2 separate regions of the Homo sapiens genome follow, and region 2 is linked to region 1. A link is an interaction called in ENCODE POLR2A ChIA-PET data of the cell type or tissue named here. Cell type or tissue: PC-9. All regions are shown on one strand. Each heading gives the region's core, and the rest is flanking DNA. Links, peaks and the distances in the headings are about the cores only. Region 1 overlaps LEMD1 (LEM domain containing 1). Region 2 overlaps ELK4 (ETS transcription factor ELK4).

Region 1 (8,679 bases), core at 680-8,679:
CTGGGATTACAGGCGTGAGCCACCATGCCCAGCCTTTGGTGCTTTTTTGTACCTAGAATTAGCTCCTCCCATATTGTGCCAAAGTGTAACATTGCTTAAGCATTTATTGAGTGCTTGCTACAAGTCAGGTGTGGACCACACTAAGTCCACTACTCACATTATTTCCTCAAATTCTTCATCACCCTAAGAGGCCTATTCTACCCCTATTTTTGAAAGCTGAAATTGAAACTCCAGGAGGACAACTAACTCACCCAAGGTCACAGGGCCGATAAAGAGAGGAGCCGGGTGCCTACACAGCTCTGCCTGGTCCCTGAGGCCATGGTTATTACATTCCTTTGTCAGATGGTAATTTTTTAGAACCTTGCTAAGTTTCAAAGGCAAAAATGCTATCCTGTTCTAAATTGTTTTCATGGTGTTGGACATTTCTTTGTGTTTACTAAACTAGACACATTCTTCTGCTGTAAATTAGCTGTTTCCCAGAATTGGCTATACAATTGGAGGAGTGAATAAAATGCGACCTATGGCTTGTCACCATACTTAGAAAGAAAAACGCCAGACAGTTTCCTTGTTTGACGCCTGCTCAAATATGGAAGCACCTTTAATGAGAGTTGACATGACTTGGGGGATTTCCTAACCATCATGCTCTTAACACAGGTGCCTGGTTAGGCAGGTTCCTTCCACCTGGCTGAGCCCAGACACCGATCTGTGAGAGCAGCACAGTGCAAGGGAAGGCTCCCTGCAAGGGAGGGCTGCAGGCTAGGCTGGCCCTTCAGGGTAGTGTTTTGGTTCTTTCCTGAAGCAGGAGGCCTCGCTTGGAGCATTGCTTTGCTCCTAAATTACTTAACCAAACAGCGACTTATTTTCCACAGTCAGGTAGACAAACACCACAATGATGAAAATACCAAGCACAGCAAGCTTCAAGCCCACTGGGAAACCTTCTTCTCTCCAGCTCTCGATAGTCTGGTCTTCCGCGCAGTAGTCTCTCTCTTTGGTGATAGTCCCATATGTGATTCTGGTGCTTGGTGCTCTTGCAGCCCACCTGTGAAAACATCAGTGGCTCTTAGGATTGTGGACAGCTGTGGTGCACTTGAGTAGCCCCTTAAAGTGTGTGGGTCTTGAAGCCCAAGGGTGCAGTCATGGTGGGGCTTTAGAGGTAGCCTCTCCTTACTAAAAACCTAGGCTAATTTCTTTTTTTTTCTTTTAAGACAGGATCTTGTTCTGTTGTCCAGGCTGGAGTGCAGTGGTACAATCACAGCTCACTGCAGCCTTAACCTCCTGGGCTCAAGACATCCTCCCACGTCTGCCTCTCGAGTAGCTCGGACCACAGGTACATGCCACCACCCCCAGCTAATTAAAAAAAAAAATTTCGTAGGCCAGGTGTGGTGGTTCACACCTGTAATTCCAGCACTTTGGGAGGCCAAGGCAGGCAGACTGCTTGAGCCCAGGAGTTCGAAACCCTGTCTCTACAAAAAATATAAAAATTAGCTGGGCATGGAGGCTGAGATGGGAGAATCAGTTGAGCCGAGGAGTTTGAGGCTGCAGTGTACTATGATTGTGCCACTGCACTCCAGCCTGGGTGGCAGAATGAGACCCTGTCTCCAAAAAAATTAAAAAATAAATTTTTTTGTAGAGACGAGGGCTCACCATGTTGCCCAGGCTGGTCTCAAACTCCTGGGCTCAAGGGATCCTCCCACCTCAGCCTCCCAAAGTGCTGGGATTACAGGCGTGAGCCACTGTGCCCAGTCTCTAATTTCAACAAGTGATACTAACAGCGTATTGGGGGATATGAGGTCTCTCAAATCCCACAAAACATTTCTTCATTGTTTCCACCCACTTGTGTATCACTTCTCAATGCCGGCATAAAGCCTGACTTGGCACAGGCCTTGCAGATCCCCAAGTCCTCGCTGGGAAATTGTATAAGTGGATGGGAAGCCTCAGTACTCAGGCCCCCTCCTTCCTCCCTTCTCAAGTACAAACACCACCTTTCAGGGTGGAGAGGAAAAGCGCCTTTGCAATCTGCTTATTTTGCACTTAAAAAGGCAAGAGTACTTTCTGAAATTTTTTTGCAAGAGCCTTATGTTTCCACTAGCCTAATTCTGCAAAACCTGCTGAAGTTTATTCAGAAGTTAGGAAACTCTCCAGAAAGCTTTACTTTCTGACTAATACAATTGCCTGTCTTGAGCTTTTATTTGAACTACTTACTCTTTTTATTCGTTTTTAAAAATTGATACATAATAGATTTACATATTTGAGGGTATATGTAATTTTATATTACATACATATTTTTTTGAGACAGGGTCTCACTCTGTTGCCCAGGCTGGAATGCAGTGGCGTGATCATAGCTCACTGCATTGCAGCCTTGAACTCCTGGGCTCAACTAATCCTTCTGCGTCAGCCTCCCAGGTAACTGGGACTGTAGGCACATACCACCATGCCTGGCTAATTTTTAAATTTTTCTGTAGAGACAGGATCTCACTATTTTGCTTAAGCTGATCTCAAACTCCTGGCCTCAAGTGATCCTCCTACCTCAGCCTCCCAAAATGCTGGGATTACAGGCATGAGCCACTGTGCCCAGCCAACATGTGCTATTCTGATACCTTCATATAATGTGTAAAGATCAAATCAGGGTAATTAGGATATCCACCACCTTAAATATTTATCTTCTCTTTATGCTAGGAATGTTTAAATTATTCTCTTCTAGCTATTTTGAAGTGTTCAATAGGTTATTGTTAACTAAAGCCACTCTTCTGACCTATTGAACCCTAGGTCTTATTTATCCTATTTAACTGTGTATTTATATCCTTTTTTTTTTTTCTTTTTTCTTTTTTTTTTTTGAGGCAGAGTCTCGCTCTGTCACCCAGGCTGGAGTGCAGTGGCATGATCTCGGCTCACAGCAAGCTCCGCCTCCCTGGTTCAAGCAATTCCCCTGCCTCAGCCTCCCGAGTAGCTGGGATTACAGGCGCATGCCACCACGTCTGGCTAATTTTTTTGTGTTTTTAGTAGAGATGGGGTTTCACCATGTTGGCCAGACTGGTCTCGAACTCCTGACCTCAGGCAATCCATCTGCCTCAGCCTCCCAAAGTGCTGGGATTACAGGCAAGAGCCACCGCACCCGGCCTTATATCCTTTACATTTTTTTTTTTTTTTTTGCCTCTTGCCCACCTTCCAAGGCACAAATAGAAAGAAATGTTTCCAAATGGCTACACATCAGGAGACTTGGGCTGTGATCTCAGTCCACTGCGACTTTTGCCCTGTCTTCCCAGTTCTCCCGGGCCTATTTCCTTATCTCTAAATATGAACAATGAACTAGTAACTTTGGCTTTGAAATTGTTGGATATTACAAATCTTTCTCCTTTCTCAACAGATTCTTTTCAGGCTAAACCCTTCACAGAAATCTGAATAATTAGTTTTTTCCAGAGCTACAGAATACAATAATATCAATTTCCACATATGCTAAAAAACATCATTACCTTCTTCCCTTGGAAGGCTTATAATCCAAGCAATAGGTATCTACAGCTTTGCGTTTAGTGGTGGAAGCCTCAGGCCACTGATAAACAGAAAGAAAATGTCAAGAGGAATTTGTTTCCAATGTCTTATACAAATAACCTTGGTTTTTATTCTAGAAAAAGTCACATAATATGCCAAAAGTTCTTGGCACATTAGGTAGTTTGGTACTTTAAAATACAAACTTGTTTGTCTTTATTCAAGAATTAGCAAAAACATCTAAGTTCCATGGAGTAATATTTTACTTCAGTGACTCGCATGAGAACAATACACATACAAGGGACTAGGGCCACGTGATGAGAACAGCACTCTGTTCTTAAATATCAGCTCTATTTTGCTTCTTTATTTGTACTTTATTGCTTGGAGCTCTTTTTTATGAGCATGCATCATTTTCTACAAAGAATAAAGTAATTTTAACAAAGCAAGTTGACTATGAACAAGGACTAGAAAATAATTTAGGAGAACGAAATGTTGCTTTGTAAGAGAAGTAGGAGCAATTGTAGGGGACTCCCAGGAATGTGAAGATGGGATGTCAGATGATGTTGCTAATTCTATTGATCAAGCGCTAAGCCCCATTTACCCATTAACTCACTGAGGCCTTCCAGTGAGCACCACCTGCGAGGGAGCACTCCACCCCTATCTAGTAAGCACTATTCTGTTCTGGAAATGAGTCTGAGACACAGAAAGGTTAAGTAACTTGCTAGAGGCTACACAGTATTATCAGTGGAGAACTACGTGCTTGGACTACTACACTAGACTTCTCTCTACCCTTCAGTTTCTAAAAGTAATTTCCCCCATAGGAAATCTTGATTACTCTCATCCACTCAGATCACTCTTCTATGCTATATTTCTTCAGCCCTAATATACACATTTTGTACTGTAGTGTTTTGTTTGTTTGTTTTTGGAGACAGAGTCACCCAGGCTGGAGTGTAGTGGCACGATCTTGGCTAACTGTAACCTCTGCCTCCTGGGTTCAAGTAATTCTCCTGCCTCAGCCTTCTAAGTAGCTGAGATTACAGGCACTCTTCGCCGCGCCTGGCTAATTTTTGTATAATATTTTTAGCAGAGACGGGGTTTTGTCATGTTGGCTAGGCTGGTCTCAAACACCTGGCCTCAAGCAATCCACCCGCCTCAGCCTCCCAAAGTGCTGGGATTACAGGTGTGAGCCACTGTGTCCAGCCCTTATGTTTTATTTATTCATTTAACAATTATTTGTTGCGTGCTGCTGAGTGCCAGGCCTGACGCCGGCTGTGAAGATTTCAGAAGGGCCTGCCAAACCGTCCCTGTCCAAAACAGCTCACTATCAAGCATGGTTATTTTGTAAGTGTTCTGCACTGGCTTCCTTCTTCCCTAATCAGACCATCTGTTGGATCTCATGGAGCTGTCTCCTATTTCTCTGTAATCAAGCCACAGTATCTAACATTTGGGGCCACTGGTAACTTGCCGTCTACTCCCATGCTGGAAGCCCAGGACCCTTGAACATAAGAGGCGCCTTCTGACACCTGCGGTGCTGTCAGAGCCTGCAGGCTGCAGACAGTGAGTCAGGAACTGGAGAATTCCCAGGAGTGGTATAAGGAGCTGGGACTCGCGTCAGACAGGGAAAGGACTGACAGAGACCAGGACAGAACAAGAAGCACAAGGAAAGTCAAGAGGAGAGTAATGACCGCAATCCCAAGGTAGACTGGACTGGAGTGTCTGGAGGGTCCGACAGGAGAAGGGCATTTGTGTTCATCACGGAGCTACTAGGAGAAAGAAGAGCCTGGGTCTTAGCAAGGATGTGGTCAGGACACAACAATAGAGTGGACCCCTCCAGTGAGTGTGGACTATGACTTATGGCAGGCCCAAGGGTCCCAGCGCAGGGTGGGGTGGGGAGGGCATGGCTTGCTGTAGCATCACGCACTGCTAGTCACCATCTACCCAGTACAGGTCACCAATGATGGAACAGCTACAGCCTCCTCCCCTTCCCCTGTACTCCCTGTGCCCCCTTCTTTTTTTTTTTTGAGATGGAGTCTCGTTCTGTCACCCAGGCTGGAGTGCAGTGGCGCGATCTCGGCTTACTGCAAGCTGCGCCTCCCAGGTTCACGCCATTCTCCTGCCTCAGCCTCTCGAGTAGCTGGGACTACAGGCACCTGCCACGATGCCTGGCTAATTTTTTATATTTTTTAGTAGAGGTGGGGTTTCACTGTGTTAGCCAGGATGGTCTCGATCTCCTGACCTTGTGATCCGCCCGCCTCAGCCTCCCAAAGTGCTGGGATTACAGGCCTGAGCCACCGCGCCCGGCCCCTGTGCCCCCCTTCTTAAACATGTTCTCAACAGTGGTTTAGCGATACCCAAGCAAGGCCTTTGCATATGTGGGAAGTTGTGCACCATGCAAGAGTGCCACATGCAAACAGCACCTTTCCCCGTGTAGACACTGTAGATTTACATACCCTTACCACATACCCTTCCAGGAACAGGGAAGCAAAGGCTCTTGAGGAAGAGATTTCCCACAAAGGTGCTATGTGGGTTAGTGTTGGCATGCTCACCAAGAGATATTTCAAGCTATTTCCAAGGGTATTGGAAAAATCATTTATAAGCAAATTCTTTTTTTACTTATGGAAAATTTTAAGCATATACAAAAATAGACAACAGTATCATGAACCTCTACATATCCATCACATGCAACTTCTTTTTAATTCGCTTAAATTTAAAAATAGATACGTGAAATAAAGCATTTGGGGCAGAAGTTCATTGCAAAATCAAATGATAGAATTTCACAGCTCCTAGGCAATCAAATACTCCCCTTGTGCCATAAGGAGATTTAGGCCTTTTATTTCCTTTTCTTTTACAATTTGTTTTCTTTGCTATCATTCATATGTAGAGTTCTCCTGCAGTATGTAGAAGGTGGACATTGTCATTTTCAAAAATGGAGTAATTATGGCCTATCTACCTGACTGTGCAGCTATCAATAATAATTATTATTATAAAGGCCATATAACAGGGAAAAGCATTATTGATTAGTGTTAATAAACGGTATAAATTGTACATAAACAGTGATGTCTACTGTGTGAACATATACTAGATATGCATGTAAACAAAAACTAGAGGTAAATTGAAAAAATAAAATCAGTTTTTGCATCAAGTGGTGTGTTTGCAGTTGATTTATATTTCATCTTTTAAAAAATTCCATTAATGCTGTTATAATATGATTTTCACTATAAACAACATTTACAGTGGAGCTAAAAAATATTGGTGTTTATTAAAGCAGTGGCTCAGTGAGGGTAAATGGCACCCAGGAGACACATAATATCTTTGCTCTCTTCTCCTTAGGCCCAGAGCTAGAATCTGCAAAGATGGCTGTTTTAGCAAAGCATTTGGAGCCCAGAGCTGGGGAATATGTGGCCCCCTCTGCTTTTCCACCCTCTTTGCTATACCTCGGCATTCAAGTCCGAAAATTCCACCACACTCCCAAGGCCTGAAGCATATTGCTGGCCACAGCTGTAGTTAGTTATAAAAGTAGTAAGTCAGAGATATGCCAATACAACAAACTGTGACTGTCTCACTACAACACTAGCTAACACGTATATGGCATTCCCTGTGCACCAGGCACCATTCTAAGCATTTTACATCAGTAAACTAATTTCATTCTCAAAACCACCCTATGTGAAAGGTGCTTTTATTGTGCCCATTTTACAGATGAGAACCCTGAGGCATGGAGCGTTTAAGTAGCTTGCCCATGCTTACACAGCTGGTGAGGCAATGGAGCTAAGAGCCCCACAGTCCCTGCCCATAATCACCACATGGTACTGCAGCATGATAGTGGAGGGAATTAGAAATACCATGTTCTGAACATCTATTATCTTGGGCATTTAACATACTTCAATTCACTTAATCTTTCTTTCTTTTTTTTTTTTTTGTGACAGAGTCTTGCTCTGTTGCCAGGATGGCGTGCAGTGGCGTGATCTCGGCTCACTGCAATCGCCGCCTCCCAGGTTCAAGTGATTCTCCTGCCTCAGCCTCCTGAGTAGCTGGGATTACAGGCGCGAGCCACAACACCCAGATAATTCTTTTGTATTTTTAGTAGAGACGGGGTTTCACCAGGATGGCCTTGATCTCCTGACCTTGTGATCCAACTGCCTCGGCCTCCCAAAGTGCAGGGATTACAAGTGTGAGCCACCATGCCTGGCCAATTCACTTAATCTTTCTAACAACTCTAGGAGGTAATTATTACAGTCACCGTTTTACAGAGGAGGAAGTAGAGGCTTAGGGAGCTGAGTTATTTGCCCTAGACAACACAATTCATAAAAGGCATAGCTATAATTTAAACCCAGATATTCTGGCTCCAATGCTGTAAAAATACATTTCTATTATTATAGAAGAACTCATCATTGAAAATATGTCAAAACATGTTTTTAAAAACTTTTCATTAATTAATAAATTATCAAAATCATTAATTTCCTACGGAAGTAACATTTTTAGTCAATAGTTCCATTCTTAATTTCTCGGATGAATTGACATTTTCATAAGGGTGTTTTTTTCCAGGTGGACTATTTTGTGCTAATTCTGGCCTACTTAGGTATATCACAGTCAGTCTGAAATAATATTGCATATGACATTTTATGTCATACTGTATCACATTACAGTTAACTACAAAACACTGGGCTAACATCCAGAGCCAGAAAGAACAATAATCATTTTGTATTCTCATTAAAATCACCAAAAAGTACATTTGCTTTCTTTTTTTTTTTTTTTTTTTTTTTTTTTTTGAGATAGAGTCTTGCTCTGTCGCCCAGGCTGGAGTGCAGTGCCACAATCTCGGCTCACTGCAACCTCCGCTTCCCGGGTTCAAGCAATTCTCCTGCCTCAGCCTCCCGAGTAGCTGAGACTACAGGTGCATGCCACCATGCCTGGCTAATTTTTGTATTTTTAGTAGAGATGGGGAGTCACTATGTTGGCCAGGCTGGTCTTGAACTCCTGACCTTAAGTGATCCACCCACCTCAGCCTCCCAAAGTGCTGGGATTACAGGCGTGAGCCACTGTGCCCAGCCTACATTTGGTTTTTTAAAAATAATCTACCTTGACTAGAGCCATCACTAACTGTCCATAAAGAAATACAAGTTTGTTTGCATTTCCACAAGACATATATTTACCGTGTAGGCTTGAAGTTGGCCAAAATTTCACAGGCTGACACCTGCA
Region 2 (8,727 bases), core at 728-8,727, 230 kb after region 1:
AACCCTTTATTTTTCAAGTAAAACAAAAAGAGATTTCACATGGTGAATATTTTTTCTAGCCACTCAGTTCTCTCTTAATTCCTTTTATGTCAACAATCATTTTACAATCTCCCCTGTTCACCACCTATCTGAATCTAGACTTTAAATATTTTAATGTAGATACATATCAAATTGTTGAAGGCCAGATTTTAATGATAGCCATTGGGAAAACAACTCTTTCCTGACCCACAGTTAGCATGGATGAAAATGTAATACAGAGACTGTAAAGAGACCACCTCAATGAATGTGAGAGAAGGGAATAAATAATCAATTCAGAAAATCATTTTGTTAAAAATATTTATTTAAAAAAATACAACTGCTGTCCATATCTAGTTGCACATATATCTATTAACATATATGTATACTTTTAGACTTGTAGTAAATTTGCTACAGTGCTTTTGTAAAGCCAGCCTGCATTATACAAAGCAAATTCCTCTGTCAGTTCTTACATAAAATAGATTTTTAAAAATGTATATCTTTCCTAAAAGATGCATATCACCATTATAGAATTTAACAAAATTTTTGCATAAAACCTGGGAAGTGATAGAAAAAATGATCACCTGATTGGTCAGAGCAACCCCTTACTATGTCTGGAGATGCACTGAGTATCAACTACACATTTTTTTTTTCAAGCAGCATATTATTATAAAGCCCTCAAAGTGCTTTTGCATCCTTTCGCTCACCTCTCTACACTCTATAAAGTTTCTCTGCCGTATACAGATAGAATTCAAGACTCTAGCTACAATCATCCTAATCAATCTTAGAGCAATATCCCTTTGTTTCCCAACAGGTAAGTCAGACTGCTTAGCTAGGAGATGTGGCAGCTTCCCTCCAGCTGTTTCATCAACTAACATGAAGTTTAATAAATGTTAGCAGTGACCATTTTAATTGCTTTTTTAGGAAAAAGAAAAAAAAAAGGTGCTTTTAATACTTTGAAGGTGCTTTTTAGGTCTCCCTAATGTAAATTATGCTGAAATCAACTAAGACGAGCTATTATTAACACTTTAACAGTTATCCATTCCTCTGGGTAGGTGTGCACTTACATTATATGTAAGTATCTCTACAAAGTGTTAGATACTGGATATGAGATACAGATTTCAATAAAACAAGGGAAAAAATAAGCAATGAAGTAACTGTCTTCTCAGTTGAGCTGACAGGTTTGAAGAAAGCACTCTTGACATGTTCTTACTACCACATATCCCAAACTAAGACATACACATAAAATAACATATCTCTCCTGTGTTAACACTGATGGAGACGCACTGCAATAGTCCCATGGCAGACATATGCTTTTCTTCTGAATTACAGATTGGCTTAATGAAAATTAAGAGTTTATTATTAAGCATCTTTTAATTTTTAAGTGATGTTCATACTTGACGGTTCAGAAACTGCCACTGCCACTGTGGTTAAATCACTTGGTGTATGGAATTTAAAATAATCTAACCTAGAGCTATTTCCCATTAATCAAACTCATCCCTAATTGTCTCTTAGGAAGGTCTTCTTTAAAGAAGATCGAGTAGGGCTCATGAAAAATTATTGGTTTGTTCTTCAAAATGCAAAGTTACATACCCTTATTTTTTAGCCAATTTGATTATTTGGTAAAGCAAGGGCATAATTTTAAGAAACTAATTTTAATCAAAAATTTTTACTTGCCTCAAACTAAAGCTAACCAGTAGCAAAATGACTGGACTGAATTTCATATTTAATCTTCCCTGCCCACAAAGATAAATGAAACTGCTCAAAGGCAAAAATAAAGAAATATAATTGTGATTAGAAAAGATCCAGGGCCAAAACAAATAAATAGGCCTCAAGGAATAAAAAATTAATTGTATTCGTTTCTTTTCTATCTTTACATATACGCATCTGTCAATTTCACTAATACTGAACAGGGAAGTTCATAAAAATGCTACTCTACCACTTAAACAATAAATGTAAGCAATGAATGTACATACAAAGGCCACTGGTTAATACTGCCCCAAGTAACAAAACAATGAAATGTCAGGATTGTGTCCCCTACACAATAGACAATAAGCAACAATGACCAAACAGAAAAGAAACTTAAAATTGGATACTTTATAAATTTAAGTGTAATCTATCAATTGCAAATTATTTTTAAAAATCGTAAATTTCTACAAAGCACAATATTAAAAGCTTGCAAATTATTTTAAAATATCCTAGCCAAAAGGGCATACCTTACAGAGCCTAGAAGAATGGCTCATTAGGTAACCCATTTATCCCTTCTACAAACACCCTATAAATTCCAGAAAACATAAACAAGAAATAAACCTTACTTCTCTGACCCTCAATATCCTTAAGTTGAAATTAAACAAACAAAATAATCATTAAGTGCTTCCAGTTATTAAAAATGAAACAGTGCTAATATTGGTGCCCAAGAAAGTGCCAAGTGATTAACACCAATATATGGCATTCCCACCCCTGAACTTTAGGCATTCTTGAATGATTCCATTGGCTAGAACTCTGGGCCAGCCACAGGAAACCCCCACCTCCTCCCCGACCCCATCCAGAAGATCCCAGGCCTATGTGAGCATGACTCACAATCCTTGGAAGGGAAAAGAACCAGAAGGAGCCTTTATGAGATGGGAAACAAGGCAAAGTTGAGAAGATCATTCAGCCCAAGACACTCCACTCTGAGGTTTTGGCTAATACTAATGACATACAGTTTAAAAGGATAAATTAGGCCACAATACCAGCATTCCTCCACTACTGTATTCAATCCATGGTCGAATCTCTGTACTTTAGAAATACTGCTTCCAGTATAAACCTCCTCTTTGAGAAACTTACAAACTAATAAAGATTTTACACAAAAGCAAACATAAATGTAGAAATTTTAAGAAAGGACATCCTTATTTGCTCAATAATACATGAACCTAAGAGAACAGTTTACTATGACTTTGTTTAGAGTATGTCACATGTAAGCAGTGTATTTCTAAAATGTTGGTGAGCAATTCATCTTTAAGGCCTACTGAAATGTGCAAAGCATTAATCTTTTAAAAAGTGGCAACTGCAAAGTGCAGCAAATTTTTTTAAGTTTTAGTATAAAATAGACTAGGAGCCATCAATGTATGTTCCCTATGAAAACAGATTTACACGCGCACACACACACACACACACATTCAGTCAATACATCAGTATATATGCATACACATACATTTACTAGGACAATAAATCAGAATGACTTGGAAAAAGAAATGGTCTAGTCTCCCAATTAAATATTTCAAAGTAAAGTTTTCAACCTCATAAAACTTCCTGATGTGGACTATACTCAAATGATTAGCACTCAAGAGATTAACTATGTTTGATTGTATCCCTCATGAATTTTCTTGTTAAAAGTTTCCTTTAAAATTATGTCAACAACAGCATGAATTTCCTGTTTTCTGTAGAAAGCTTAGAGCCAGTATTTCCCCTCTCATACAAACCACTCTGGATTTTCATATTTCACAATAAGTAAGTGTGGATGGCAGCACCTTAGAAATTGCTATTTTCTGGCAGGCTATCAATCTATCATAATTTTTTTCAGAGAAGTGACTTGAAGAAACTGACAGTTTCAAATGAAACAATTATACTACCATTAACGATTCACCTTTCAGATTTGCTCGGCTTACAGGTCAAAACATGACTTGTATAGTAACAGGTTCCACCAAGTACAAGAAATAAAATCAAACCACCTTCTTTTCTTAATACACGACCAACCACAAGAATTCTAGATCCTAAGATTAAACTTCAACTTCAGTAAGCAGAGTTCTGATGACATAAGAGGAATAACAGGGCACTTTGTTTCAGGCAATGCCAGCAACATTAAAACAATAACAAAACATTTGTTGATCCCAAACCAAGAATATAATTCTATTTTCCACAGAACCCAGTCTCTGGTTAGAGTACCTGCTGAAGAAAGACAACTATGGCTGACCTCCACACTTCACTTACACTACTATGGACTGAACAATTAACTTCTCAATACTATTTTAGAAATAATATATTCTATCATAGCTTCAGATGACACACTACATCATGAGTAGTATTTTAACTTTCCTATTGGTTTGGTAATTCATTTAGAGCCCCAGATTTCTGCACAGAGACCTGCATTGGTCTCCAAACTTGTTTTCATACCTAAGAATGGCACCTAAGCACGATTCTAGACTCCTGGCACGGGTAAATAAAACATATACAGTCAATGAGGTTAAAAACAGAACAGACCTATAAAGAAAAGTATTCCTTTAGTTGCTGAAATATCAGATTTTAAAAATCAAAAACTTATTAATGCAGCAAGAAAATGTAACTTGTTATATATTTTAACATAAAGCAACTTGAAATAATTCTAAATTTGTTGGTAAAATATAACATAAGTCCCAAAGAAGTCTGTGAGCAGACTAGTAAAATAAAAATAGAGTCATACCTAACATGAAGATAAGAGACAACAGGCTGACGAAAGTAATAGGAATAAAGCTGTGGAAAACATGTGGTAATGGATTATTATTTGGGAATTTATCAAAAAGAATTAATGTGAAATTTCAAAAGTTGACAATAAGCTCTCCTGAAAAACTCCAAATCTCTAGGATTTCTCCATATATCATAAGAGAGCATCATATATGTTTGGAGATTAGAATGAGAATATCCTGAGTCAGCAGTCTTTAGGAAAAGCGTGTGCTTCTGGAGGGTGCACAAGACAACCAACTGGGGTGTGGGAAGAAAATACTATAACTGCTACTCAAGAATTACTTTTTATGCCATCCTTCACTTCAATTTTTGTGTATTTTTTTATAACACACATATTACTTTGGTATAGCGGTATATAATTTAACATATACCCATATGAATTTTTAATAGGGAAAGTTTTTATGTTCAATAACTCTTACTGATCAATTTGTGTGTTCAAAAAGGCTGGACACTCCTTTTCTGAACCACTGCTTCAGAGGTATTGAGAAGTGGTACTGAGTGGCTCTAAATGTGCTTACATTCACCAAAAACATAAAAGGACACCTTTAAGAACTTAAGAATCATAGTAGAAAGTCAGATCAGGATGAAACAATGTTGTCAGACTGGACGTCACACAATGCAGGGGTGAATGGAACTGAAGTGATACTATCAACAGCCTGGAGTTACAGCTCCAGAATTCCAAACCTCTGATTTACTTAAGTCAGTCTTGACTTTTAAAATCTGTAATATAGTATGTAAATCTTCAAGGAATTTTCCAGTTAAAAAAAATCCAGTAGCCTAATAGAGGCTCATAGGTTTACTGTCCCTATCAAAATTTCAACTGTCAAAATGTGGGAAAAAATTAAACTCATATTTTAACTCTAAGAAGCTTACGGTTGACCTTTCAAGGGCCTCTAATTCTTTTTTTTTTTTCCTGACCGTACTCCTCAAAATCCAGATTGTTTGTGCATACATTTAAAAAAAAAAAAATCAATGGAAATTTCCACCTTTGTTCGAACACATAAAGTATGCCATGAGCAATATAACATCACAAACGTACTGTGACAAACCATTAATAAAGAAGGATTACTAAGCCAGGTGTGGTGGTGCATGCCTGTAGCCCAGCTATGCAGGAGGCTGAGGCAGGAGGATCACTTGAGCCCGGGAGTTTGAGTCCACCCTGGGTAACACACCAAGACTCCATCTCTAAAAAATTAAATTAAAGGATTACTGAAAGATCTCATTTCTAAAAAAAGAAAAAGAAAAAGATCACTGAAGTCAGACATGATATTTTAATTTTGTATTTTGAAAAGTCAGTATATAAATAAGAAAAAATTATTTTAGAAATTATGTGAAAATCCACTCTTGGGTGGAGTAAATGCAATGGTTTGCCAGCACTGGCTCTGAGCCAACTGTGCACATCCTTTCTGAACTCTAAGGTGGTAGCTTGAAATCAGCCACAGGAGGAGTAACTAATTTATATCAAAGAATTTGATATAAAATTCTAATTTATATTAGAATTTTATTTATAATTTATATTTGCAGCAAATGCTACAAATTCAGCGCTCCCCCCCACCCCCACCCCAGAGATCCTGGTTGTTAAACATTTCTAGCACACGACTGAGTGGATAGCGACCAGAGCAGAAGGAAAGCTAAGGTATCAGAGAAGATGTCTCAAAACCCCATTCAATCTGCTCCCCTTCCGTAACTTAGGCTACTGCTGCCCAACAGCATTCATCCTGGCAAAGTGACTAGGGATGGATACGAGCTACAGCTACCAATTACAAGTCTCTCCAGTGAAAACTGATCTGAAGTGGTACATCACCTTTCACACTAAGAATTCTGCATATATTCAACAGAATATGAAGCTGAGACTTTTCCAGGAAGGAGGTAGTCTATAAACAGAACTGTCTGCCTCATACACCTGCAGTAAGGTTGTAAACTTTGACTTAAAAAAGGATACGCACACACACACTTCTCCAAATTAGTTGATCTCAAAGAGATAGCAGATCACCAATCTGTGACAGCCTCACACCTCTGAGAGGCTATAGATTTATGCAAAAAGGACTCACTAAAATGGTTTACTAGGAAGTTGCTTCAACTGAGTTTCAATGGTGCCCTTGGTTCCAAGGTACCTCTGTGCTGAGACAGTTAATTATTAAAAATACTGTCTGTGAAAACAAATCAATGGCTTTTCTCCTTTAATTCAAAAAGATAAAATACCTTTGTGCTTTCAAAATTTAACACATCTAGTTAAATCAACCATCTATATCTACTTATTTAATGTACAAAATGTTAACCTAATTAAAACTATTTCAAAGTGCTGCTGAGAGGTCCAATTTCAAACAGGCATGCAAACTAAATAATTTAATATGGAAAAAAAAGTCCAATATGTCTGTTCCCCATCACTATTAAACAATACCTTTCAACACTACTATTGCACATCTCAGGAACAGAACCTTCAACTGATAACCACAAATGAACCAGTAACAAGTCTCCGACACTACAGATATAAAGGCAGCTCACTGAATATGTTCCCTCTACTACTACTAAGTTAGCTAGCATAGATGTCTTCTTATACAAGAGCTTCTCTACACTGTATATAAGCACATTTAAAGTAAATACCATGCATCTGAAGATGCTAGTTTGTAACAGTGTCAGTCTGAGCCTTCAAGTTCTTACTTCTTCATTTAGTTCATGTGATTCTACAGGATTAGAAGACGAGTTTAACCGGTGGGAGAGATTGGTGGGGGAGGGTGGTAGTGGTGGTGAATGGTGACAACATATAATTTAATCCTGGACTTTAATTTTCAAAAGACTCCACTGTGATACTGATATCAATTCAGTTTGGGGAACCAACAAATCTGTACCTGGCATTGATTACCATATAGTAATATTTTAAAAATTTGGTAATGTAGAGAATAAGGCCTACATTTTTTACTACTAATATGAACAATCCAATCCCTATGTATAAGCATTCCCAAATGAACTCTGCTCTTCCCCATTTAAAAAAAAAAAGTTGAAAGAAATAAGCACATCTGAGCCTGCGCCTTTGGGAGGCTGAGGTGGGCGGATCACAAGGTCAAGAGATCAAGACCATCCTGGCCAACATGGTGAAACCCCGTCTCTACTAAAAATACAAAAATTAGCCAGGCGTAGTGGCGCATGCCTGTAGTCCCAGCTACTCAGGAGGCTGAGGCAGGAGAATTGCTTGAACCCGGGAGGCGGAGCTTACAGTGAGCTGAGATCGCGCCACTGCACTCCAGCCTGGGTGATAGAGCAAGACTCTGTCTCAAAAAAAAAAAAAAAAAAAAAAAAAGGAAATAAGCACATCTTCGCTCCTGACTGGGGAGGCTTCACTTTGAATTCTACCTTCCTAACTGCATCTTTAAAACTATCATAACCTCTAACAACCTTAAACATAAAGGAAAGGTGATAAATGTATAGTAGAAAATGAGGTAAAATGAACAGGAAAAAGACAGGTCCTTCACTTGGTTATCTTCTAATTGAGAAAACCACTACATGTTGTTTCAAGTTATCTGATCGAATCTTTTACTCAGAGATGTTTCAAATATTCAAAATCCAAGTTCATCCTCCTAAAAGTGATCATTTCCCATGCTGTATTCCATGGGCATATAATCATACCACCCAGAGGGCAAAGAGCATTTCTGTGCTAGATGTGAGGTCCCATATTCTTACTAGGTGTTCCAAAAACTGTCTTAAACCCCAGGTCTAAAAATCTTTCTATAGTGAAATAGACTAGCTCCATGCTCTGTTGACAGGTTCAGACAGGATCATACATATGGCTAAGAGATCCACCCTGAATAAAGGTAAACAAGATGCCTTTTCATGGAGTTGCTTACACGTTATAGTTCACACAAAACAATCTCCCCAGTATGACTGCTCCAATCTTACTTTGTATGAATAGGAATGATTCTTCTTCTTCCACTGCTTAGGAACAGCTCACTTTAAGTCATTCAACAGAGCACACTTAGTCCTAAAGATGCCAATTCATTTCACAAATATTTCTTTAAATAATAGATTCTAAGCATAATTTTTCCTGGCCAAAGGGTCCCAATAGCCAGAAGGAGTAACTTTGTTCTTAATTGCTTTTGCAAAGCACAGTCACTAAAGCCCACCAAAAACTTCTTCAGCACAAAGCTCAAAATATTTTTAAAGGAGAAAAGAAAAGGAAGGAAGGAAAGAAAAAGAAAAGGAAAAGACAGAGGGAGGTGGAGTTTAGACTCCAATTAA

The links. ChIA-PET counts read pairs that join two places held together with the same protein. Peaks named below come from ENCODE experiments on the same cell type or tissue, not always from the same donor. Only the 100,000 strongest peaks of a DNase experiment are listed, where the experiment ranks them.
Region 2: POLR2A ChIA-PET joins it to region 1 with 18 read pairs; 2 of 35 experiments call an interaction of 5 or more read pairs at or near these places.

What each region holds. Positions count from the first base shown.
Region 1 is chr1:205,380,818-205,389,496 of GRCh38, forward strand. It overlaps LEMD1 (LEM domain containing 1), which reads right to left. Exons shown (of 6, transcript NM_001199050.2): 5 at 3,471-3,547; 6 at 561-1,039. The coding sequence ends at 841. It overlaps LEMD1-AS1 (LEMD1 antisense RNA 1), which reads left to right. Exons shown (of 4, transcript NR_038425.1): 3 at 1,210-1,327; 4 at 4,416-6,623. Among named protein-coding and RNA genes, the nearest start is that of LEMD1-AS1, 12 kb to the left of the region's middle. In PC-9, for the core only: no CTCF peak of the experiment used is centred there; no DNase peak of the experiment used is centred there.
Region 2 is chr1:205,607,624-205,616,350 of GRCh38, forward strand. It overlaps ELK4 (ETS transcription factor ELK4), which reads right to left. Exons shown (of 5, transcript NM_001973.4): 5 at 320-8,727. Among named protein-coding and RNA genes, the nearest start is that of ELK4, 20 kb to the right of the region's middle. In PC-9, for the core only: no CTCF peak of the experiment used is centred there; DNase peaks (open chromatin) are centred at 3,488 and 3,758; H3K27ac peaks cover 991 bases.